Linked DNA regions of Homo sapiens: region 1 is linked to region 2. The links are chromatin contacts, found by Hi-C or POLR2A ChIA-PET in ENCODE. All regions are on one chromosome and are shown on one strand. Each heading gives the region's core, a stretch centred on a gene start or an enhancer-like site at or near the end of the contact. The rest is flanking DNA. Distances are from core to core; before and after follow the strand shown.

Region 1 (3,826 bases), core at 118-2,617, 66 kb before region 2:
TAAATACATCTGTCTTTTATATGTAGTGTACTATTCCCTTTTGAGTCAAATTCTTTTTGGAAGTAGGAATGGTTTCAACTGTTTGAAACAGCACTCTTCTCTTTTCTCTGCAACCTTGTCCCTATGAAAAATAAATTGGAGATTTCTCAAAGGTCTAAAAATAGAATTACCATTTGACCTAGCAATCTTATTAGTGGGTATACATTCAAAGGAAAATAAATCACTCTACTAAAAAGACACCTGCACTCACGTTCTTGGCAGCACTACCCACAACAGCAAAGACATGGAATCATCCTAAGTGCCCATCAATGGTGGATTAGTTAAAGAAAATGTGGTACGTATACACCACGAAATACTACACAGCCATAAAAAAGAAGAAAATCATGTTCTTTGCAGCAACGTGGATACAGCTTGAAGCCATTATCCTGAGCGAATAAATGCAGAAACAGAAAACCAAATACCGCATGTTCTTACTTACAAGTCGAAGCTCAACACTGCGTACACATGGGCATGAAGACAGGAACAATAGACTCTGGGGACTTCAAAAGGGGGGACTAGGGAGGGAAGGAGAAAAGGATTGAAAAACTACCTATTGAGTACTATGTTTACTAATTTGGGTGATGGGTTCAATTGAAGCCCAAATCTCAGTATCTTGCAAGATATCCATGTAACAGACCTACACATGTACCCCCCGAAACTGAAACAAAAAATAAAAAATAAAATAAAATAAATCCCAGTTTACTTACACATGATAAATAAATGAAACAGCACTGTTCTTTCTTTACTTTTTCTAAGCCAACTCACACTTCCTGATCCTAATGGAAATCCTTTCGGGTTCACAACTAGGAGTCCTGGTCCCATTCTTACAGACCACAGGAGGGGCAAGACAGCTATGAAATTTTGTGCCTCTCATTTCTGTCCTGCAGAGAAACTGAGCCTCTGAATAGGAGTTCAGTGGAGATCACCCACCAGCTGACCTGGGCAGTGGGTTTTTCTTCCTGTTTTTGAATAAGGCAGCAGCTGAACTGTACAAACACCTCTACTTTCACCGAGGTGTTGCTCACTATTTTATTTTCATTTCTCTTCTTCCTTGTTTTTAAGGTGTGAAAAAGACTTTCAGCAATGCCTTCCATATGCTGTCTTATTTTATTTCTCCTATTTTTCCCTGATAGAGTCTATCTACTACTGAACGACAAGAAGGGATTGTTGGGGGGAGCTGAGAGTCACTCTGCCAAAAAGCATCTGACTTGTAAACAGTGCAAGACTTTTAAAAGTCTACTCTCTGACCTTCTATTTTGAGGACCCTCAAAGTGAAGAAAGTCAAACTTGGTATTAAATAACCACCCAGGATGTGGTTGTCAGCTTGAGGTGTTAAGAGGAACAGTTTATAAAAAGCCTGGTTAAATATAGGAAGTACAGTTGCATTTCAGGTAACTCGAGATTTGAACATCCAATACGGCTTTAACGGAGGCAATCTATTTGGCCCATTTTCACAGATATATATTAAATGACACCTATTTTGAGGTCTATAATTTTTCCTCCTTAGCTAGACCAGAAAACACTTCCTCCACCCTAATTCATGCTTCCTTATCCTCCAAATGTATATCCTCCACTTTTTTTCCCCACTGAAATAAATACATCCTTAAACTACTTTGCATAGCCCTAGGGTAAAACAACAATTGTAACAACAACAAAACATTAAATGCTTCATTATGATTTAATATTCTATCACCAGAACCCAAAACCTCAGTTTGACTATTTTGGGTCTCTCTCTTTCTCTCTTTTAAACTATTATTAAAATGGTAATTTTAATGCAAAAGGCTGTATTCAATTTTAAAACATTGTTTTGTTTTGAATTTCAGCTGTCTTGAAAGTCCATTTTTTTCCCCTTTCCTCTCTGTAGGGAAGAGGATTGAACTTCTCTCGAGCTCTGTTTCCTCATTTGTAAAATGCAGGATCTACCTATGATGTAGGTGGTTAAACAGTAGTCTGTGTGTGATGCATGGCACACAGGTCACCCCATGGCAGTGCATGTTTTATCTGCGTACCCATGCAGACAGCCCTTGGTCATGGAGGACTATGCCACCATAGCCTCGGTCCACCAACCCCTAAGCACTAAAACACATCCAGACCATGTGATCAGCAATTGATAATTTTAGAATACACTTGGCTAATTTCTCTGATCCCACTGCTACAAATAAACCTTGCAGTCGTTGATTTGGTCAGGTTCAAATTTCACCACGGCCCTACGGGCATAAAGATGAATTATTTGATTGCAAGGAGAAATAAGAGACCATGTGTCAGGCTGCTTTGCAAATCAATTCACCTCCCCTGCAAAGATGCTCCTTCCTACTTAAGATATATGGCTTTACAAGGATTTGGGCAGCATCTGTGTTTGCCGTGTCAGAGGGCAAGACGCATGCAGATGTAATATCACCGAGCAGTGTAATCCGAGTGTGCATGAAAAATAACTGCAGAGGGAATGAGGGAACCCTTTGCCACGGGCCCTGACAGCACCTCAAATAAGCACTTTACCTAATCTCCCTTGTTGATTCCTATCTGGGCCCAGTGACTTCATGCAGCTGCCATCTGCTAACCAGTTAGGGCATGTTGATCACGGACGTATTGTAATCAGAGCTGAGGTCTCCAATGGTAAAGCAGGCTTGCTGCCAAGATGGGGCAAGACCCTAATAAGAATGGCAGAAAGGAGCCGAAAGGTGAACTTTACAGCCAGCATGCCTGGATTAAGCTTCTATTTTATTTAACTCTGTATCCCCAGGGCTTGGCGTGGAAAAATGCCCAGTAAATACTGCAGATAGAAATGAGTGAAAGACTTTCCATAAAAAGTGAAGCACTTCCACCACTGGGTAACAGTAATTATTTGCATAGAGTCTTTTGAGCTATTTTATAGTAGATTAAAATGTTTATTTGTGGTGAGCTATCTGTGGTAGACAAGGTTCATTCATTCATTCATCAGATATGTATTGAGTGGACACTGCCCTAGCTTTGGTGCCTGTTCACCTTTGTAGCTCAGGAATTCGGCAATGACACGGGGTGCAATGGATAAATGCGAGATAGAGGAGTGGAGGGTCCGGTCTGGGAGAGAAAGAGCAGAGTCTGTGAAAAAACTAACAGACAGGGGACACTTCTGCAGATCCCAAGTGCTCTGGCCAAGTTCAATACTCTTCGGCGCAGATGGACTTGGAGTTTCTTAGGCTGCTACGCAAGAGGACCACTAAGAAGCATGGTTATTTCGGCTGCAGGATGCTGAGTCTAAGAAAAACTCAGGCATCCAAGAGCATGCCCCTCCACTGACAGGTGGAAAAACTGAGGCAGAGAGAAAGATTATAGTTTATCCTTGATCATGGAGCAGCTTGGAGACAGAGGTAGGACTAAACTCTGGTATGTTGAGCAATCCATGCTCTGCCAAGCTGCAGCATCTCCTCTGTAGGCTGGATAAGCTCATGGGCTGACGCTCTAGGGAAGAAGAGGCAGACAGTAATCGAGGAAACAATTGTATACATATTCAGAAAGTGGTAAGTGCTCAAAAGAAAAGAAACAGAGTGGGTGAGGAGAGGCAGGGTTTGAATTCGACTCCACCATTTGCTAGCTAAGTAACTCAGCTTGCCAAGGCTCTCTTAGCCTCAGTTTCCTCATCTGAACATTACGAAGGCTCATTGTAATGCCTGTCTCCTAGGGTTGTTGGGAGATGCTAAGAACGCTGGCACATAATGAGCACTTCATAAATGATGGGTATTTTTATTTTATTATTGTTACTTAAGTAGGATGGTCAGGGTAGGCCTCTGAGAAAGTGATATTTAAACTG
Region 2 (3,902 bases), core at 663-3,162:
ACTTGCACTTTCTTTTCCTTTTATCTCATTCTCTTTATTTCTTCCTTTCCTGCCCTTTTGTTTTATTTCCATTTCAAATTCCCTATTTCTATTTCTCTTCCCATTCCCCGTGGGTCCATGTCTCTCCTCCCTCCCTACCCACCTCTCTTTTTTCTTTTTCTTTTTTGTTTTTTTTCCTCTCTCTCTCTTTCCCTTTCTTGGCCCTGCTCTCAGATCTTTCCCTCAACAATAATCAGCCTCCCACCAGGCTCTCAACAGTGACCGAGATTACAGATACACCACACATGGGAGAAACACACAAGCCAAGATCTTACTCCTTGGCAAGCCAAATGAGGGGCAACTGTCGGAATAATTTCAAAGAGGGAGGACAGGAGTTCTGTGCTAAGCATTCAATAGCAGAAGCTTCTCTGCCTTTGCATTTAGCACCACACAAGCAAAACATATATGGCCATGTGAAATATACACAGAACAGTTATGTACGTACTGCTGGCAGATTGACTAGATTCTCAACATTAATTTTCATTTTGGGGGCTATTTTTGCATTTTAGGATACATAGTCCCCAGGTCTAGTTTTAAAATGCACTTAACTCCCATGCTAGGTGAAGATTTATAACAAAAGTGACTATTAGGAGAACATTCCCAGGTGAAGATCTACCATAGACAGACTTAGCTCTTTATGGCCTTATTGTGTCAGACTCTGAATATTAGACACATACAAAAAAAAATCACAGAATGAAAGTTATTAGGCTGCAGAATAGCTTCCCAAGGGACGTCCCCAGGCCTCATCACTTGAGTCATTAGAAACAAGACCAAACCAAACACTTGACTCTACCATTAGGGAATACTCCTGCCCTGGCTGAGGGTGGACAAGATGACCTCACAGATCTCTCCCAGTCCTCCCAGGGTCATAAAAACAGAATGGAAACTCTGACTAGACATCACGCTGCAGAGAGAAGTGGAGATACCAGTAGACTGAAAAGCAAGATCTCAGAGGGTGGACGATGTTACAGTGAACAGCACAGAGAAAAAATAATCCTGAGGATTGTGGCCAAAGGACACCCCAGAATAAAAATCACATTGAGAACACTCCCCAAAGAGGCCCACGATGCAATTTTGCAGACAGAGCTGTAAAACAACATGTGTTCACTAGTTTCTGATACATACTATGAGTGTTCCTATGCTCTGACTATAAAAGGAGTGATGAATTACAAGTGTATTTCCTGGCTCCCTCTTTTCTGAAGCTATAACTGCTTCACTGAAACATATGGGAACAAAGAGAAGCTCAACTAGGTGACAACTATGGTGCTTCCATAGTTCAGTATGATGCGTCCCACTAAAAAGTAGAGTTTAAAGCAGCTGAAACCAAGATTAACCTGGAAGAAGATAACAGGTCCCCCAACCCCATCCATGAGGGCAGAGTCCTTTCTCAGCCATTAGCAGGGACGGTGGAGTGTTCTGTGAGGTCCCACATGGCTTCTCCACCCCAGGGATGTTGCAGCTGTGAGGCACAGCCTGAGCCAGCGGGCATGCTTGCATCACATCCAGGTCCCGTAATAAATCTGAGGGAACTGCAAATGGGTGGGGTGGAGAGGAATTCTGGACTTGATCTGACTCAACACGCCACAGCTGTCATTCCAACTCACTTGGCCCTAAACTGCAAAACCAGTCATCCCTACCCACTGGCACTCCCTGCTAAGGAAAACCCTCATGGTTCATAGGTCCTTCTACTTAGGTGGGTTTTGTATTACCTGCCACCGCTCCCCTTCCCCACTCTGAGTACACCTGGACAGACCGCAGGTCCAATCATACATGAGCCAAGGGCAAATCTGTCCAGAAGTTTGCTCTGCAATCTACCAATGGGAAAGATGACTCATGCCAGTGGATTTCTGCGCTAGGGAATTGGGAAACCAACTCTAAGCCTGTTGCAGCAGGGACAGCTGATAAAAAGATGCCATGAGGTTGAGTTGAACTGCACGGCCATGAGCTAAAAAGGAAGCATGTGCGAGCCAAAACTGTGAGGGAGAAGAATGAATAAATCCAGCAGCAGCAGAATCAGCTAGTCAGAAAAAGAGAACGCCACAGTTGTGCAGGAGGGGATCGCAAGAGACAGTTACCCAAAACTGCCTCCTTTCCTCAGCTTGCCAACATTATCTCTTACAGTAAACCTTTTTCTTAGAAGAGGTGGCACAAGTAAAACTCTGTTCCTTGTGACCAAAGACGCCGAATTAAACACTCAGAAAATCTGAATTACATACATCTTGATGAGTGAGCTCTTCATGCCCTAAATCACGACTGTTGGATATTTAACTTGAAAATGCCCACAAGTCCCTGAAGACCACAACTTATCAATGGTATTGAAAACAAGAGGTGAGGCGTGGCAGCTCGTGCCTGTAATCCCAGCACTTTGGGAAGCCGAGGCAGGAGGATCACGTGAACCCAGGAGTTCAAGACCAGCCTAGGCAACAAAGCGAGACTTTGTCTCTATTTTTCATGTAATTTTTTTTTTATTATTTTTATTATTTTTTTTTGAGATAGAGTCTCCCTCTGTCAGCCAGGCTGGAGTGCAGTGGCACAACCTCGGCTCACTGCAACCTCCACCTCCCCGGTTCAAGTGATACTAGTGCCTCAGCCTCCAGAGTAGCTGGGATTACAGGCACACACCACCACGCCTAAATTTTTTTTTAATGTTTTTAGTAGAGATGGGGTTTCGCCTTGTTGCCCAGGCTGGTCTCCAACTCCTGAGCTCAGGCAATCCACCCGCCCTCCTGAGCTCAGGCAATCCACCCACCTCAGCCTCCCAAAGTGCTAAGATTACAAGTGTGAGCCACCGCGCCCACCTCCTTGTCTCTATTTTTTAAAAATAAAAATGAATTTAAAAAAAATTTTAAAGACCAAGTAACACTCAGTGTTTTCCTTACCTGCTCTTTTGGAAACTGGAAATCGATTTTAGGAATATTTCTGGGATAGAACAAAACAAGTCATCTGGAGTCAGAACCCAGGTTCTAAATGACGATCCTTCCTACCCCACCAAAGGTATCCATCACAGCAGCCTACAGATTCATTTATTGAAATCTCACATCTTAGAAGTGTTATCCTCACAGAATCATTCATTTACGCGGGGAAATCACTCACTTGGAGCTTATGATGTTTAGTCACGAAAGTATGTTTTTGCAAAACACCTACAATGCATTATCTAAAGCTGCTAAGCACCACTGTTCTATTTGCAGCAGGCATTAAGGCATTATCCTTTGTCCCATGCTGTGGACAAATGAATGGTGCAAGAAGTACTGGCTCCAAATTACCGTGAAGGGGAGAAATACCTTTCTTTAAAATTTTATTTTCATTTTTAATTTTTTAATAGGGTTGGGATCTTGCTATATTTCCCAGGCCAATCTCAAACTTCTCAAGCAATCCTTCTGCCTCAGTCTCACAGACTGCTGGGATTACAGGGGTGAACCACCACATGTGGCCTTCTTGTATCTTCAGAGACAGGGTCTCGCTCTATCACCCAGGCTGGAGTGCCATGGCATGATCGTAAGTCGTTGCAGCCTCCAACTCCTGGGCTCGTGGTATCCTCCTGCCTCAGCCTTCTGTGTAGCTGGGATTACAGGTACACGCCACCACCAGACCCGGCTAAAGGAAAAATAATTCATTGAAGACTGGTGCCAACTACCCACATGCAGAAACATTCATCCTCACTGGTACAAAAAAACTGAGCTGAAAGGTGTGAGCCATCTTTCAGTGGCTCTACTTAAACTATTAAACTACCAAGTATTTTAAACTATTAAGTTTACTAGTTTAAATAGAAGATTGTTATTTCATGACAGAAGAGTGGCATAGTGGGTTAGGCCCAATTTTCAAATATCAAGCGATTGTAGCAGATCCTGATTTGTAGGTGTAAA

What was found. A loop is a pair of places that touch in the nucleus more often than their neighbours do. ChIA-PET counts read pairs that join two places held with the same protein, here RNA polymerase II (POLR2A). Pooled maps may share reads with other maps.
Region 1: a map of psoas muscle shows a loop between it and region 2 (10-fold over the local background). The contact joins two enhancer-like sites. A Hi-C loop is called at or near these places in 1 of 168 maps with a recorded cell type or tissue (psoas muscle) and 3 of 50 pooled maps. POLR2A ChIA-PET finds 5 or more read pairs at or near these places in 5 of 52 experiments (MCF 10A, OCI-LY7, Panc1 and 2 more).

The regions. Positions count from the first base shown.
Region 1 is chr16:78,747,377-78,751,202 of GRCh38, reverse strand. The region is part of intron 8 of WWOX (WW domain containing oxidoreductase); the gene reads right to left. Among named protein-coding and RNA genes, the nearest start is that of WWOX-AS2, 250 kb to the right of the region's middle. Within about 2 kb of position 1,367, at least 6 of the 41 ENCODE cell types and tissues checked have a DNase peak (open chromatin) inside an H3K27ac peak, as active enhancers do.
Region 2 is chr16:78,682,166-78,686,067 of GRCh38, reverse strand. All of the region lies in intron 8 of WWOX (WW domain containing oxidoreductase), which reads right to left. Among named protein-coding and RNA genes, the nearest start is that of WWOX-AS2, 180 kb to the right of the region's middle. Within about 2 kb of position 1,912, at least 15 of the 41 ENCODE cell types and tissues checked have a DNase peak (open chromatin) inside an H3K27ac peak, as active enhancers do.